Regions from separate parts of the Homo sapiens genome. Here region 1 is linked to region 2. A link is a loop called in an ENCODE intact Hi-C map of the cell type or tissue named here. Cell type or tissue: PC-3. All regions are shown on one strand. Links, peaks and the distances in the headings refer to the core of each region. The heading gives the core; the rest is flanking DNA. Region 1 has its middle 58 kb from the start of LGI2. Region 2 overlaps CCDC149 (coiled-coil domain containing 149).

Evidence for each region. Peaks named below come from ENCODE experiments on the same cell type or tissue, not always from the same donor. Only the 100,000 strongest peaks of a DNase experiment are listed, where the experiment ranks them.
Region 1: it touches region 2 in a loop (3-fold over the local background); 4 of 110 quality-filtered maps call a loop at or near these places.

What each region holds. Positions count from the first base shown.
Region 1 is chr4:24,969,595-24,976,846 of GRCh38, forward strand. It overlaps a transcript of CCDC149 not described here and a transcript of LOC102723675 not described here. Among named protein-coding and RNA genes, the nearest start is that of LGI2, 58 kb to the right of the region's middle. In PC-3, for the core only: no CTCF peak of the experiment used is centred there; DNase peaks (open chromatin) are centred at 3,707 and 3,957; H3K4me3 peaks cover 873 bases; H3K27ac peaks cover 896 bases.
Region 2 is chr4:24,837,555-24,844,806 of GRCh38, forward strand. CCDC149 (coiled-coil domain containing 149) reads right to left here. Exons shown (of 13, transcript NM_001395273.1): 5 at 602-718. Among named protein-coding and RNA genes, the nearest start is that of SOD3, 46 kb to the left of the region's middle. In PC-3, for the core only: a CTCF peak has its summit at 3,599; a DNase peak (open chromatin) is centred at 3,477; H3K4me3 peaks cover 419 bases; H3K27ac peaks cover 1,907 bases.

The DNA.
Region 1 (7,252 bases), core at 1,233-6,232, 130 kb after region 2:
GACCTGGTGCTCCTAACCTTGAACGAACGGCCACAGAAAGGCAGCCAGACCCCAGTGGAGGCTTTGTTACACCAGGGCACTGCCCCCACTCAGTTGCAGATACATTCCAAGGATGACCTCCTTCGACCAGGTATGGGGACGAATGGTAACCTGCTGGTGGCTGCTCCAGCTCCCCTGAAAGCAGTGGAACAGAAAACCTGGCTGTGGCCCTGTACCCTCCAAGCCTGCACAGCCAGTGGTTGGCCATTGTAGCTCCCTTGGGGGAGGGCCTACAGTGTGACTTGCATTTCACTCCTTCGGTGTTCAATACATGGCCCCTGCAGTTGACTGTTCATAGGGGAAAGGCCAGGGAAAGAACTCTCCTCTGGGGGACATATGTACTGTCTGTGCCACCTATTATGAGCTCCCCATGACTTTGGCACAGATACAGGACTCAAAGGAACCGTGGGGAGCTGAGGTGTGGTTTTGCCCATGGCAAAAACCCTTGGTGGCTGCACTGTTATCCAGGGATGAAAGGTTAGCCTATATTTTGCCTGAGGGACGTGCTTTACCTCCATCAGTATCTGTGCCTACTCAGTCATTTCCGTCATAGGTTAACATGCTCCAACTGCATTGTGGACTCAGCCCACACCTACACTGAGATGACCGGTGTTTCCAGCTGTTGGATCTGCACCACCTTTCCAGCAACAGCTGTGGATGGCTGGCCTCGGCACATACATTCAGCATCTGCAGACAACTGCACATGGCTGGAGACTTGGACACCTGTGGCTGATGCCTGGAACGCAATGCAGCAAATTTTGGACAAAGGACACCTCAAGACCCAAGGTGCACCCACCCCCTGGCTAGCCTGTAGCATTTATGATGGGTGGGGCTGGCTACTGGGGGGACGTGTAGTACCTCCAGCCCAGGCATCATGGTGCACTGAGAAACACTGGGGTAACACCACTGAGGAGTGGGTACCCGTCATGGCTTGTGTGAACATAACACATGTCACTACACCAAAGGTATAGTGACAAGGTGGTGGAACAAGAAGCCCCACCAACATCACGCCCTAATGGATTTTGTGCCCCCTGGCAGTCTATGGGTCTGTAGTGACACAGGGTGGCCTTACCAACCAGTGGACTGGACTGGATGTTGTACCTGGGGGTGGCCTCATGTACCTGGCACTGTTCTCCCCATGTTGCCCAGACTCCCACATACCTGGGAGGCACTACTCTCTTGGGTTTTGTGAGTGCAATGAGCCCCCTGGTGGTCCTACCCCTTGGCAATGACTATCCCTGGAGTGGGTGTCAAAACTGTAGAAGCACAAGTTACTGCTCTTGCAGAGCACACCACCAGGGCTCTGAATTACACCCGAGTGGCCCTCATCCTGTTATGGATGAGGTTGATCAGATGAGAAAGGTGGTGTTGCAAAACTGAATGGCCTTTGACATAATAACTGCTGCCCAAGGAGGCACCTGTGCCCTTTTAGGAACACAATGTTGTACCTTTATCCCTGACAATTGGCAGAATATAACAGCAGCCCTGCAAAGGGTCTCATGGGAGATTAAGGTGGTCAAGACCCTTACTGACGACCCCCTACAGAGTTGGTGGGCATCTCTAGGCTCTGGCCTATGCTGGGTCCTAATAGTCATAAGTAGCATAGCTGGGATCCTAGTAGTGAGTTGTTGCTCTCTGTGTTGTTGTTGTGGGTTATGAATTCAGGGCTCTGCCCTATGGGCTTGTGTCCTTGCCCGGGGGACGCCCTCGGCCTGGGAGGTGGAGTATGAGGGAGATGACTGCACTTTAGTCAGGAGTAAGCCAAGGCAGGCTTCCAGTGCAGCATGATTCAGCAGGTTAGGAGTGCAGGTGCACAACCCTGCACATTATGCAACCTTGCCACATGAGGCACGTTAGGTGGTCACCCACATGAGCTTGTGCTTGGCTTGGAGCCACTATTGTCTGCAAAAGGTATAATTACCCTGCTAATGCTGTACGTTCGGCTCGCTCCTGCCCAGGGAGAGAGTACAGCCATGTAGAAGCTGTCTATGATTCCTCGAATGTTTTCCCAGCTATCTGCCACTCACCCACCAACTCCCTTCCTCTTGGCAAGGACATTCTAAAGTTAACCTGAAAAACAAACTAGTTCAGCCCATGATGGGAAGAGGGGGCCAGATATGCCTCATTATACCATCCTCTCTTTTAGAACTACTGATAGAACAGACTCTTTAAGTCTGATAAGAAACATTTACAATCTATTATCTTTGAAACATACTACCTAGAGGCTTCATCTGCATAATAAAACCTTGGTCTCCACAACCCCTTATCATAATCCAGACATTTCTTTCTATTGAAAATAAGTCAACCAGTTGCTGATCAAAAAATCTTTAAATCTTCATGACTTGGAAGCTCTCACTTCCAGTTGTCCCACCTTTCCAGAACCAACCAAGGTACATCTTACACATATCAATCGGTCCCTTATGTCTCCCTAAAATATATAAAACCAAGTTGTGGCCCAACCACCTTGGGCACATTCTCAGAATCTATGGAGGACTGGTCACTCATTTTCACTCAGAATAAATCTCTTCAAACATTCCACAGAGTTTGACTATTTTCACAGACAGAGGGAAGGATGACAAAGGGACACAGGAAAACCCTGGCTATCATGAACTTGTTTGCTGTGTTGATTGTGGTTGAGGACTAAATTCTGACCTTTTTCTTTTCTTTTCTTTTCTTTTCTTTTCTTTTCTTTTTTGAGACAAGGCTCTCTGTCACCCAGGCTGGAGTGCAGTGGTGCCATCTCAGCTCACTGCAGCCTCAACCTCCCTTGCTCAAGCCATCCTCCCACCTCAGCCTCCCAAGTAGCTGGGACTACAGGCACGCACTACCACGCCCAGATAATTTTTGCATTTTTTGTAGAGATGGGGTTTTTCCGTGTTGCCCAGTCTAGTCTCAAACCCCTGAGCTAAAGCAAGCCGCTCCCCTCGGCCTCCCAAATGCTAGAATTACAGACACGAGCCACCACGCCCAGCCTTTTTTCCTCTCTTGCCCAAATTCCTAAGAGGCCTGGGGAGTCACACACTACAAACTGTAAAATCTCATCAGAGACATTTTATTTAAACCTGTCTAACTGACTGACTTTCCAATCTGACCCTGGCATAACATCACATGACAGATAAAGAAGGAAATCAAAACATTTTACCCCAAAGTATGTTTATTTGTCACACTTTGAAATAGCCTGCAACTTTGTTTTTGTGGTGGAATTGCATCTGTAACGAATCTCTGTTAACTAGATATTTCCCCTTCCAGACCCTCCCAATCCTGAAGGGACTAACTGAGGGTCTAGCACTTTTTAAGGGTTTGAGCAGGAAACATTCACCATCTTTTGCCTGTAAGGGTGGGCACCCATGAAGCTTCATCTATGTAACAAGAACCTTGGTTTCCACAACCCCTCATCTTGACCTAGACACTCTTCTATTGATTCCAGGTCTTTAGATAATAACTTAATTCTTTTAATCAATTGCCAATCAGAAGATCTTGGAATCCCCCTATGACCTGTAACCCTCCCCTTCAAGTTGTCCCACCTTTTCAGACCAAACCAATATATACCTCACATGTATTGACTGAAGTCTTATGTCTCCCTAACACATATAAAAACCAAGCTGTAACCCAACCACCTTGGGCACATATTCTCAGCACCTCTTGGGACTGTGCCTCAGGCCTTAGTCACTCATATTTGGCTCAGAATAAACCTGTTTAAAAATTTTATGGAGTCTGACTCTTTGTGTCGACATGGTGGTGGTCCCATGGGTGTACACATATGTCAAAACTTATCCAATTGTACACTTTAAGTATATGGAGTTTACTGTATATCAACTGTACCTCAATAAAGTGCATTTAAAAAAAGTCTGGAGAAAAAGAAGTCCCCTTTTGTTTGCACTTGGAGCTGTGATTAAGCATGCCTGAGGCTACTGGCAGCTATCTTGACATTGTGAGGAGAAAACATGCTTGAGAGTGAGGCCAACCCAGAGGATAAAAAGAACTGAAAAAGGCCAGAGTTAGACCAGATTCCAGCCATCCATCGGTACTGGATCCAGCTGTGCCTACAGCAGTCTCTGGAATTTTTGCTCATTGAGACAATACGTGTGTGTGAGTGTATGATTAACCCGGTCTGAACTGAGTTTTGTTGGTTACAACTGAGGAGTTCTGTGCAACGTTATCCACAGTCCACCAGGCAGGCTGAGAGCTGCTTCTTAACCAGCAAGTGCCTCATGGAGGGATTGGGTTTGGGGTTATGGAAGTGAACAGAGCTGCCTGCCTTAAGGCAAGTAGGCCTTGCTCTGTTCCCCTTGCAGTCCCCGAGCCCGGGAAGCCCGAGAGGGAGCCCTTCAGTGCTTGTGCACTCGGCTGTTTCGCAAGAGTCACGGTCAGTTGCGCCTCTGCTTCGGAAGAGTATTTTTAGTGGCAAATAAAGTGGTGCGCAAATAAACAAACGCCTGGAACAAATCCTGCAAAGGAGAGCGCCTGTGTGCGGCCCACTGTCTAACTAGGTCAGCCTCGGGCACAGCTCCTTTTGACAGTTTGCTCCCCAGGGCGGAAGGTGACCCGCAGGTGCCGGCTGCTTTCCCCACCAATCAGCCATCTGTGGTTTGAGACTCACAAGCTTAGGAGAGACTCGGGAGGCATCAGTTCCGCATCCCGCACTCCCACGTGAATTTGCCCCCGCCCTGAGTCAGAACCCTAGAGGGGTGAAATCCCTGAATTCTGCAGAGGAAACCCATACTTCTTTGCTTTTTCAGCAATTCCAGGAGATGTCGTTTTTCAAGTGGCAAATGTGTGGCTCTAGAGGACAGAGTAACCACCTTGCAGCCAAGAAGCCCTGATGTCAACTCCCAGCTCTGCTGCAGCACCCAGAAATCACCGGACCTTTCTGCATCTTTCTGGGTGACTCTGTCATGAGGATTTCATAATGTAATTCCCTAGCACATAAGAATTTCTCAACCAATATGGCTTTCTTTTTTCCTTCTCACTAGTCTTTGAGCTTCTTAAAGGGAAGACATGTCCTATTCATCTCTACACCCCCCACACCAGTCTGCATTCAGTAAGTGCTCAATCAATGTCTGCTGAATCACATCTTCCCACTCAACTGCATGGCCTCGGATGATCCAATTCTGTGGGACTCAGGGTCTCCCTGATTCTGAAGATCTCCATTTCAGCCACCCCATCCTGGTGCTTTTTCTGGAGAGACTGGGAAAAAGGTGAGCAGAAGAGAATAGAACCAGGAGAGGGAGTGAAAGAGGGGTTGAAAGGGGGTTGGGGGAAGGAAGGGGAGGGAAGGGAAATGCTATAGTTTGAATGTGTCCCCTCCAAAATTCAGATGATGCCAATGTGATAGTAGGAAGAGGTGGTGCCTGTAAGAGGTGATGAGGCTGTGAGGTTTCCTTCTTTGTTAATGGGATTAAAGGTCTTATAAAATAGGCTTTGCGCAGCATTGCACTAGCTTGCTCTCTTGCCTTATGCCATGTGAGGTTGCAGCAAGACGCCCCTCATGAGATGCCAGCACCTTGATCTTGGACTTTCCAGCCTCCATAGCTATGAGAAATAAATTTCTGTTCTTTATTAATTACCCAATCTCAGGTATTCTATGATAACTATTCTGTTATAGCAGCACAAAACAGACTAAAACAGGAAGGGAAGGGAGGAAGACAAAACAGAAGATAGGAGAGAAAGGGAAAAGAAGGGAGGCAAGACAAAAGGAGAAGGGGGAAGGAGAGGGAGGGGAGGGGAGGAGAAGGCAGAGAAGAGGAGGGGATCTTGAGGGGAGGGGAGAGAATGTAAGAGGGGAGGGAAGGAGAAGGAAGGGGGAGGAGGGGGACAGGAGAGGGAGGGGAGGGGAAGAGAAGAAAGCGGGGAGGAGAGGGGACAGGAGAGGGAAAGGAAGGAAAAGTAGGATAGGGAAGGGAAGGAGAGAAAAGATGAAAGGAGAGGAGAGGGGAGGGGAAGAGAGGAGAGGGAAGGGGAGGAGAGAGGAAGCATACGTCCTGGGGAAGGAGCTCATTGATGGGGCTTGGGTCCATGCCCATCCCTGAACCAGTCACTGTGCACTATCACTAAGTCCCGTGTCCACCCCTGCAACCATGAAAGTAAACACAGTGTCAAGGGTGGTCCCCCAAAGAAAGGAGAAGTAACGGGTCCCAGGCAAGCAGAAACCACAGATGTCTTCTCTGCCAATCCCGCATCTGTCTTTGAATTTTGTAATTAGAAATGAGTTTTTTTTTCTGATCAGGCCCATCATTTAACTCAAGCCTGGTTGGGGGTCCTGGGAAGGGCAAAGTCTGTGTTCCAGTGTGGTCCATGCATACAAGGAAGAGAAAAGAAGAGAAAAGGAGGGTAGAGGAGGAGAGGGGACAGGAAAAAGAAGGAGAAGGGAGAGGGAAAAGAGGGGAAGGGAGGGAAGGAGAGGGAGGGGGGAAGGGAGGGAAGTGGAAAAGAGAGGAAAGATTTGGTGGCAATCATTTGAGCCCCGTGTTTAGCTGTGCCTACTTTAGATTTTTCAGTTATTTGAGCCAATAATTACCTTTTTCCTTAAATGAGTTTAATTCTTTTTAAGAGTACGTGGAGCTCAAAGAGATCCTTACTAATCTATCTGGGCCCCTTAGAGTAATTCCAGGGTCCATTTATCAAGGAAAGCAACATGGAGCACAGGCAGAGTCCCCCACTTGAGGCCATCTGCAGGTATCCTCCTTGCTTGGGCACTGTGTGGCCCTGGAACCAGGCCTGTGTCAGGGTGAAGGGCTGGAGAAGGTGGAAATGGGTATAGAGGTATCACCAGGACATTTATCCAAAGTGTGTCATCAGGCTGGGTGCGGTGGCTCATGTCTGTAATCTCAGCACTTTGGGAGGCTGAGGCTGGCGAATCGCCTGAGGTCAGGAGTTTGAGACCAGCCTGGCCAACATGGTGACACTCCATCTCTACCAAAAATACAAAAATTAGCTGGGCATGGTGGTGCATGCCTGTAGTCCCAGCTACTCAGGAGGCTGAGGCAGGAGAATTGCTTGAACCCAGGAGGCAGAGATTGCAGTGAGCCGAGATCGTGCCACTGCACTCCAGCCATCTGGGCAACAGAGCGAGACTGACTCCCTCTCAAAAAAACAAAAAACAAAAAGTGTGCCATCATCTGGCCTGCGCTGGTATAGTGTCCTTTCTGAAGGATGTTCCCAGAAGTGTTGTCAGGTGTGTGCAATGGACTCCAGCTCTGGAGCCAAGCGGGGA
Region 2 (7,252 bases), core at 916-5,915:
ATAACAGCTAAAAGCGAGGGATGACTTCCTGCCAGACATTCATTATATTTAAGACAGGAGAGGTGCAGCAGCTTAGAAAACCAGAACTGAACCCTCGCCAACTTCAGGATGCCCTGCAGCTGCCAGTGTCTTACAAATCCATACTTTTTCAAATCCACTCTAGACCCAGAAATCTTGTTCTGCTCTTCAGTTAGTAAGAGGAAGAAAATGAACTTTAGGCTCTCTTAGTTGTTACCTAACTAGGGCTCTGCACTTGTTGAGATTTTGCCTAAGAGGCACTGCTCAGCATTTTAGCAGAAACTTGCAAAGTAAGGCCAGTTTGTCACGTGTTGTTCTCTCCCTGTCTATCCTGGCTAGGAGGAACGTTTCTTGTTGTGTTCAGAACAATGGTACCCAATAGCAGGGAGCAGACCTGCCTGCTGGAGGCCAGAAACCCAAGAGTCAGCTTGGGACCCTAGTGCAGTGCTGAGGAAGTAAAAGCATTCAACGTGCATCCCAGGCACCCCATACTCTGAGAAACGAGGGGCACAGTCCACTCTTGTTTGTGTTGTGTCCAGCTGTGCAAATGCATCCCCCACTCTGAATAGATGTTAGTGAGAACCTGTTCCTTAGCTCGCTCTAGCTGCTGCACCAAGTCTTCACGCTCATGGGCTGCAAAGTGTCGCACGCCGATTGCTTCGTCTCCGAGCCTTTGTTTGGCAATCGTCATCCTCAAGAGCTGCATTTTCCATTGGTAGAAAAAGAAAAAGGCACAGAGAATAAACAGATCCAAATAAAAACCAAAGGACACTAAGAAACTTTTGGAAGATAAGATACTTTCAAGAAATACTGGAGAAAGCACAAAACAATTACTTGCCAGTATCATCCATTTTTTAAAAAATTAAAAATATAGATTGTAGTTAGTGTACACATGCACACACTGTTTAAGGCCTGGGCACTCTAGGCTGGATGTCTGGTGGAGCACTGCCACTGGGAGGAAACAAACTCTGGTTCCCATTAAAATTTAGCGAAGATTCAAAAATGATAACCCAATGCTGGAAGATCTGCTGAGATGGGAACTCTCCCACACTCGTAACAATGAGGTGACATTATCAAGAGCCTTAAAAGTGTCCCTACCCAATGATCCAGTAACTCTACTTTTGAAAATCTGGGCTAAGAATAATCCCAGACTGCTAACTTTAGGAAAAAATGAAAAAATAGATTGCACTGTTATTTAAAGAGTTTAAAAAAAAAAAACAAAAAAAAACCAACTAGAAACAATGTCTAACAATAGTGGAATGTTTAGCAAACTACAGTGCAACCAACCAAGTGGCTAATTTGCAGCTGTCTGAAATGAGGCTTATGTGAACTAGGTAACACCAGATAACAAGTCTATGATGCCATGTTAAGTGGGGGAAAAAAGAATACTAACGTTTCTATGCAGTATGACTAAAATTATACTAAGAACTCTCTCTCTCTCTCTCTCTCTCTCTCTCACACACACACACACACACACACACACACACACAGAGAGAGAGAGAGAAAGAGAGAGAGAGAAAGAGAGAAAATGACCAAATGCACCCAAATATTAAAAATGTGTGTATTTCGGTGATGGTGAGACTGCTGCTATCTGCTTTTTACTTTCTAACTTTTTTTTTTTTTTTGAGACGGAGTCTCGCTCTGTCGCCCAGGCTGGAGTGCAGTGGCACGATCTTGGCTCACTGTAAGCTCCGCCTCCTGGGTTCACGCCATCCTCCTGCCTCAGCCTCCCGAGTAGCTGGGACTACAGGCGCCCACCACCATGCCCAGTTAATTTTTTGTATTTTTAGTAGAGACGGGGTTTCACCATGTTAGCCAGGATGGTCTCGATCTCCTGACCTTGTGATCCGCCTGCCTCAGCCTCCCAAAGTGCTGGGATTACAGGCATAAGCCACCGTGCCCGGCCTTTACTTTCTAACTTTTAAAATCTTCATTCACTGCATGAATTTCATAATATGCCTTTATTTATGTTTTAATATCCTCAGGAATAAAATTGCAGTCTTCCAAAACATAATTTTCCAAAAGATCCCTGAAGAACCCATAGCTTTCCTGGACTCCAGAGCCAAGACCCACCTGCAGCTCCAAACCTTCCAGGTGGGGCTGCAATGGAAACTGTGTGAGAGGCCCAAGAAGGCCCCAGTGGTCTCAGAGCATCCCCTATCTGCCCATCACAACTCCAAGGATTGCCACTGAAGAGTGACTTTCAAAAGTTATGGCAGCACTTTCCAGTGTTTCTTTTATGGAGGTTTTAAGTCTGATTCCACACCTCCCCGTAGGGCAGATGTGGATGGGTTTCATATATGAATGGGATCCTGGGGACAGTTTTTCACTGTCACACAGATCCGACCCAGCCAGGAGTGCCCGTGGGGGACAATCTCTTCCTTGTTCCTGCATGAATCTTAAGGGATTCGTTGCCAGTCGAGAAAATGGCTTAATTTTCAGAGTCTCTGAAGGATTTATGGGCAGGTGAGAGATAGGAAGTTAATTTAAGCCAAGGGAGAATATTAACTAAATTGAAATAATAAATAACAGCAAGGAACTTTGAAAGAAATGATGACTAAAGAAAAGTAAAGTGCATTTTCAAATGACACTTACTTTGGGTCCTTATTTGAAAACTACTCAGTTGAACTCAACAAATATTTACTGTGTCCCTACCAAGAGCAAAAGCACCATTGGGACTGGGTGGACAGTGTCCCAGGCAGGTGGAACAGACCGTGCAAAGGCAGGCAGAAGATGCAGGACGCTTAGATGTGCAGATGGCTGCACTTGCTGGAATCTGGTTATAAGCGATCCTCATTATCCATGGATTCTGTATTTGTGAATCTGCCTACTTGCTGAAATTTATTTTTAACCCCAAAATCAATATTTGCAGTGCTTTCATGGTCATTGTCAGACATGCAGAGAGTGGCAAAAAATTACAGTCACCCGACACACACGTTCCCACGGAGGTCAAACAAGGCCACATTCTGCCTTCTTGTTTCAGCCCTTGGATTGTAAACAAATGTCCTTTTCATGATCTAGTGAGCGTCCCACATTTGTCACATTTTTGTGCTTTTCACTGGTGACTTTGCTGTTTCATGTGGCCCCCACGCATAGTGCCAAAGTGCTGGAAGTGCTTGCACTTAGTGTTATCAGTGCAAGAAGGCTGTGAAGTGCCTTATGGAGACAATATGAGTGTTAGAGAAACTTCCTCCAGGCATGAGTGACAGTGCTGTTGAACTCAGTTCAATGTTCATGAATTAACTGTATATGTCAAATAAGGTGATGTTAAACAGAGACACACATAAAACAAGGTTATGATTGATCAGTTGACAAAAATGTTGTGACCAGAGGCTTCCAGGAACCTAACCCTGCATTTCTTCTAGGAGCAATGGTTCAGTATTCACTAATCCAGTAGTTGGCAGTGACTTCACAGAACAAATTTGTAGCAAAACTGGTCATTCCACTGAAAGCTGATATGCAAAAACTCTATCACATCACACAACTCTTGGCTTGGGACATCAGAACTCCAAAAGTGGATACACAGGAAGGCAAACGACAAGCCAAACAAAACAATGTCTATCAGATCTGAGGGTCTAGGAACAAGAAAACTCCTGCCTTTCAGTATGAGGCCAACAGGAGGCTCAGGTCGTGTCTTCAAAAGCAGGGTATTTTTCTTGGTCTATAAAAAGCCATACTGACAGCCTGAACTTTAAGTTATAAAACACTGTGGTTTTCCATTCCCAATATGCTTCACTGAGCACTTAATTTAGAATTGCACAATTATGTTTGCTTAATGCCAATTAATTATTAAACATGTTTATTGAGGTCTGACAGCCATATAAGAGTCATCTTTTATATATTGGATGCCTGTTAAGCTTCAATAAATATGTTAACAATCATTTGGTGTTTAATGTGCATACAATATCGGCTGTTAAATCTCAGGGCTGGACTGGTTGAAACACTTATTTTTAAAAGTGAGGCCCAAGTTGGTAATAGCTGGATCATTAGTTGTGTCTGAAGCTTAAGTGCAGTCAGCTGAGGGGGTCTAAGGACGTCACCGCAGAGGAGATGGCAGAGCCCCAGGGAGAAGGCTCCTGCCTTCCGAGCTGACAGCTGGTGTGCACTGGAGTTGGCCCACCTAGGGCCTGCATCCTGGCCCCACAGTCTGTGAGCTGTGCAACCTCAGGACTTGTCTGAACTTCTTGGAGTCTCAGTATCCTTCTCTGCAAAAACACAGCAGTAAAAGTGTAGGCATGAAGTGAGAGAGTGGGGTTGAGTTAAATGAACACTGAACTCAGGGGAGTTCAAATAGTCATATATATGAGTCTGGGGATTAAAAAGAGGAGGAAAGAGAGGATGAGAGAGAAATAAACCAAAACATTGGGTGATTCTCCCAATTCCTATGCTCAATATCCCTGCTGGAGAGTGAGGGGTGACAGTGACTGATAATATATTTATGCAAAGTCACACTATTCTATTTTTACATAATACCGCTATTCCAAAGCATACATACACCATGCAAGTTTTGGACAATTTCAAAGGACCATCAGGGGGAATTCTGGCTACATACAAGTTTCTGCCTCTTACATGCTGACTTCAGAACCTAACCCTAAGTAAGAAAAGATGGGACTTCTCTTTGATACTTAGCACAGGCCCTGGAGCATATAATGTGTTTAATAAGTAAATAATAAATGTTAGGGACTCTTGTGATTATTGTAATTATCATCCTCCTCCTCCTCCATGTATGTTTCCCCACACAGAAGCCCACGAGGGAAGTCCCACCTTTCTTCTAAGCTGGAGAAAGCAGAGCTCCCGAGCCAACCTTATCTATGTAGTGCAGGCAAATGATGTTGATTTTCCACCTTGGAAAATGGCTATGAAGCAACCGCTCAGGACACTTAATTTCCTCAAACAGGGCCATCAAAACTGCACAGCCAGCCTCCCTGTGCCAACCCACAAAGTGGATCAGTGCCTTGCACAGCACCCGCGCCGCCACCAATAGACGCATTCAGTTGCTGATTTAGATAGAAATAAATGTTTATGAATGAATTATGGGTGTGAGTCGTCAGCTTGCGGATGAGGTGCAGCTGCAGCTGGGAAGTGGCTGAGGGACATGGCTGCAAAACAAAGTGGTAAAACGGCTTCTGGGTGTCCTGCCCCCAACTCTGCCAAGGGCCTGCTCAGTCTGTCCTCCATGAAGCCTGTCCAGGCCTCCCAAGTCAGAATGACTTGCTCCTTCCTTGATCTCTTCTTAGCCTTCGTCTCTCACAGTCCTCAACATTCTCTACCTCATCCTATTTTCATTTACCTGAATCTGTTTTACCCAACAGTGAGAGGCAGCCAGTTGCAGGAGCAGCTATTTTCCGGGTGTCATCTCCGTTCAGATCCAGCTTCTGCTAATCCTAGCTATGTGCCCTTGGCAAGCTTCTAACCCTGGTGGGCTACATGTGACTTGTTTAAAAAAAAAAAATGGATAAAATCTATCTTGCAGACAGGACAGCCATGTATGGCTGCCCAGGCTGTGCACTGCACAATTCCATCTGTGGAGATCACTTTACCACAATAGGAAGATACAATGCAATGATCACTGTCCATGTAACTTCATGAGCTTTCAAAGTGCAATCCCCAGTTACAGTTGGTATAGTTACAATTCTTACACAGTAGCTGTCAATTTGCCAGAGCTATCGAGAGGGTCAGATGAAAGAATCATTAACAGGAAGTGGATGCTAGCCCTTTCTTGCCCCCAGTCCCCGTGTACTGCTGCAGATAGCACACCTGGGGAGAGGTCAGCACCAAAAGGCATTTATTAAACATTCATCCGGAGTGGCACTGTACTGGGCAACTCAAAAACAAGACCCTGCCTATTATTTCTTTACTTTTCCTGTTAGTTTCCTCCACATCCTCTCCAAATGCCCCCTGACCTTTTGCAAATACCTTCAAAAAAACTGGACATGAGAGATTAAAAAGGCTCCAAGTGGGCCACCTATTGTGTACACCAGAGTCCAAATTCCTAGATTTATATGACATTCCAGTTTTAGTTTCAAACAAAATAATTTGTCACTTAAAACAAAGCAAATCAAAACAGTAGTTTTCATCCTCCTACCCTGGAGATCAACACGCACACACTCAATAGTGTGTATACGGATGTCTCCCAGTTAACAAGCTCCCAATGCAGTCCAAGCGAGCAGTGTGCTAGCAGCTTTCCTTAGACCACTGACAGATACCCCCAAGTGGCACTTCACAGCACTGAGATCCGCATAGAGCCTCTACTAGGGCTGAAGAGGCACAATATGACCTGCTCCTACCTGCCTCCTGACCCCATTTCTAACCATCCCCCTATGTCTGTGCTCCAGCCATGCCGGCTTCCCTCCCTTGTCCGAAACATGCCACTCTCATGTCTGTCCCTGGGCCTTTGCACTTCCTCTGCCTTTGGAAGAGCCCACTCACAGGTCTGTCCAGAACCCGCTTCTTTTGTCTCATTCAGGTCAGATCAAATCTCCCCTCTCTGAGAAGCCTTCTCTGCACATTATCACTAGAGGCATTCATCCCCAAGCCACTCTCAATCCACACTGCCCTGCCTCTCTGTCTTCATCATACTTACCAGAAATAATCGCGTTCATCTGCTTGTGTCTACCCCACTTCAGCTCCATCATGGCATGAACCTTGCTTGTCATATGCACTGAAACACCTTGTCCTCCACAACCGTGTCTGGCTAACCATAGCCCGTCCTCAAATGCTTCTTAGATCTATTAAATAGGAAGCCTTCATTCTGTGCTCCCCACAACTCTCAGAGGCAGACATTGTCATCTCCTCTTTACAGTAGCGAGAACCCCCTGAGAGGTTGGCACATGGCTCTGAGGCCAGTGTTAACTGGCCAAAAGCTTCAGGTTGAGGGCACTGTGGCCCACTGGGAACCATGTACAAATCAATGGGCCGGGCCAGGCATGGTGGCTGACACCTGTAATCCCAGCACTTTGGGAGGCTGAGACAGGTGGATCACTTGAGGTCAGGAGTTCGAGGACAGCCTGGTCAACATGGTGAAACTCCGTCTCAACTAAAAATACAAAAACTAACTGGGCATGGTGGTGCACACCTGTAGTCCCAGCTACGCAGGAGGCTGAGGCAGTTGAATTGCTTGAACCCGGGAGGCGGAGGTTGCAGTGAGCCGAGATCACATACTGCACTCCAGCCTGGATGACAGGGCGAGACTCCATCTCAAAATAAAATAAAATAAAATAAAATAAAAATAAAA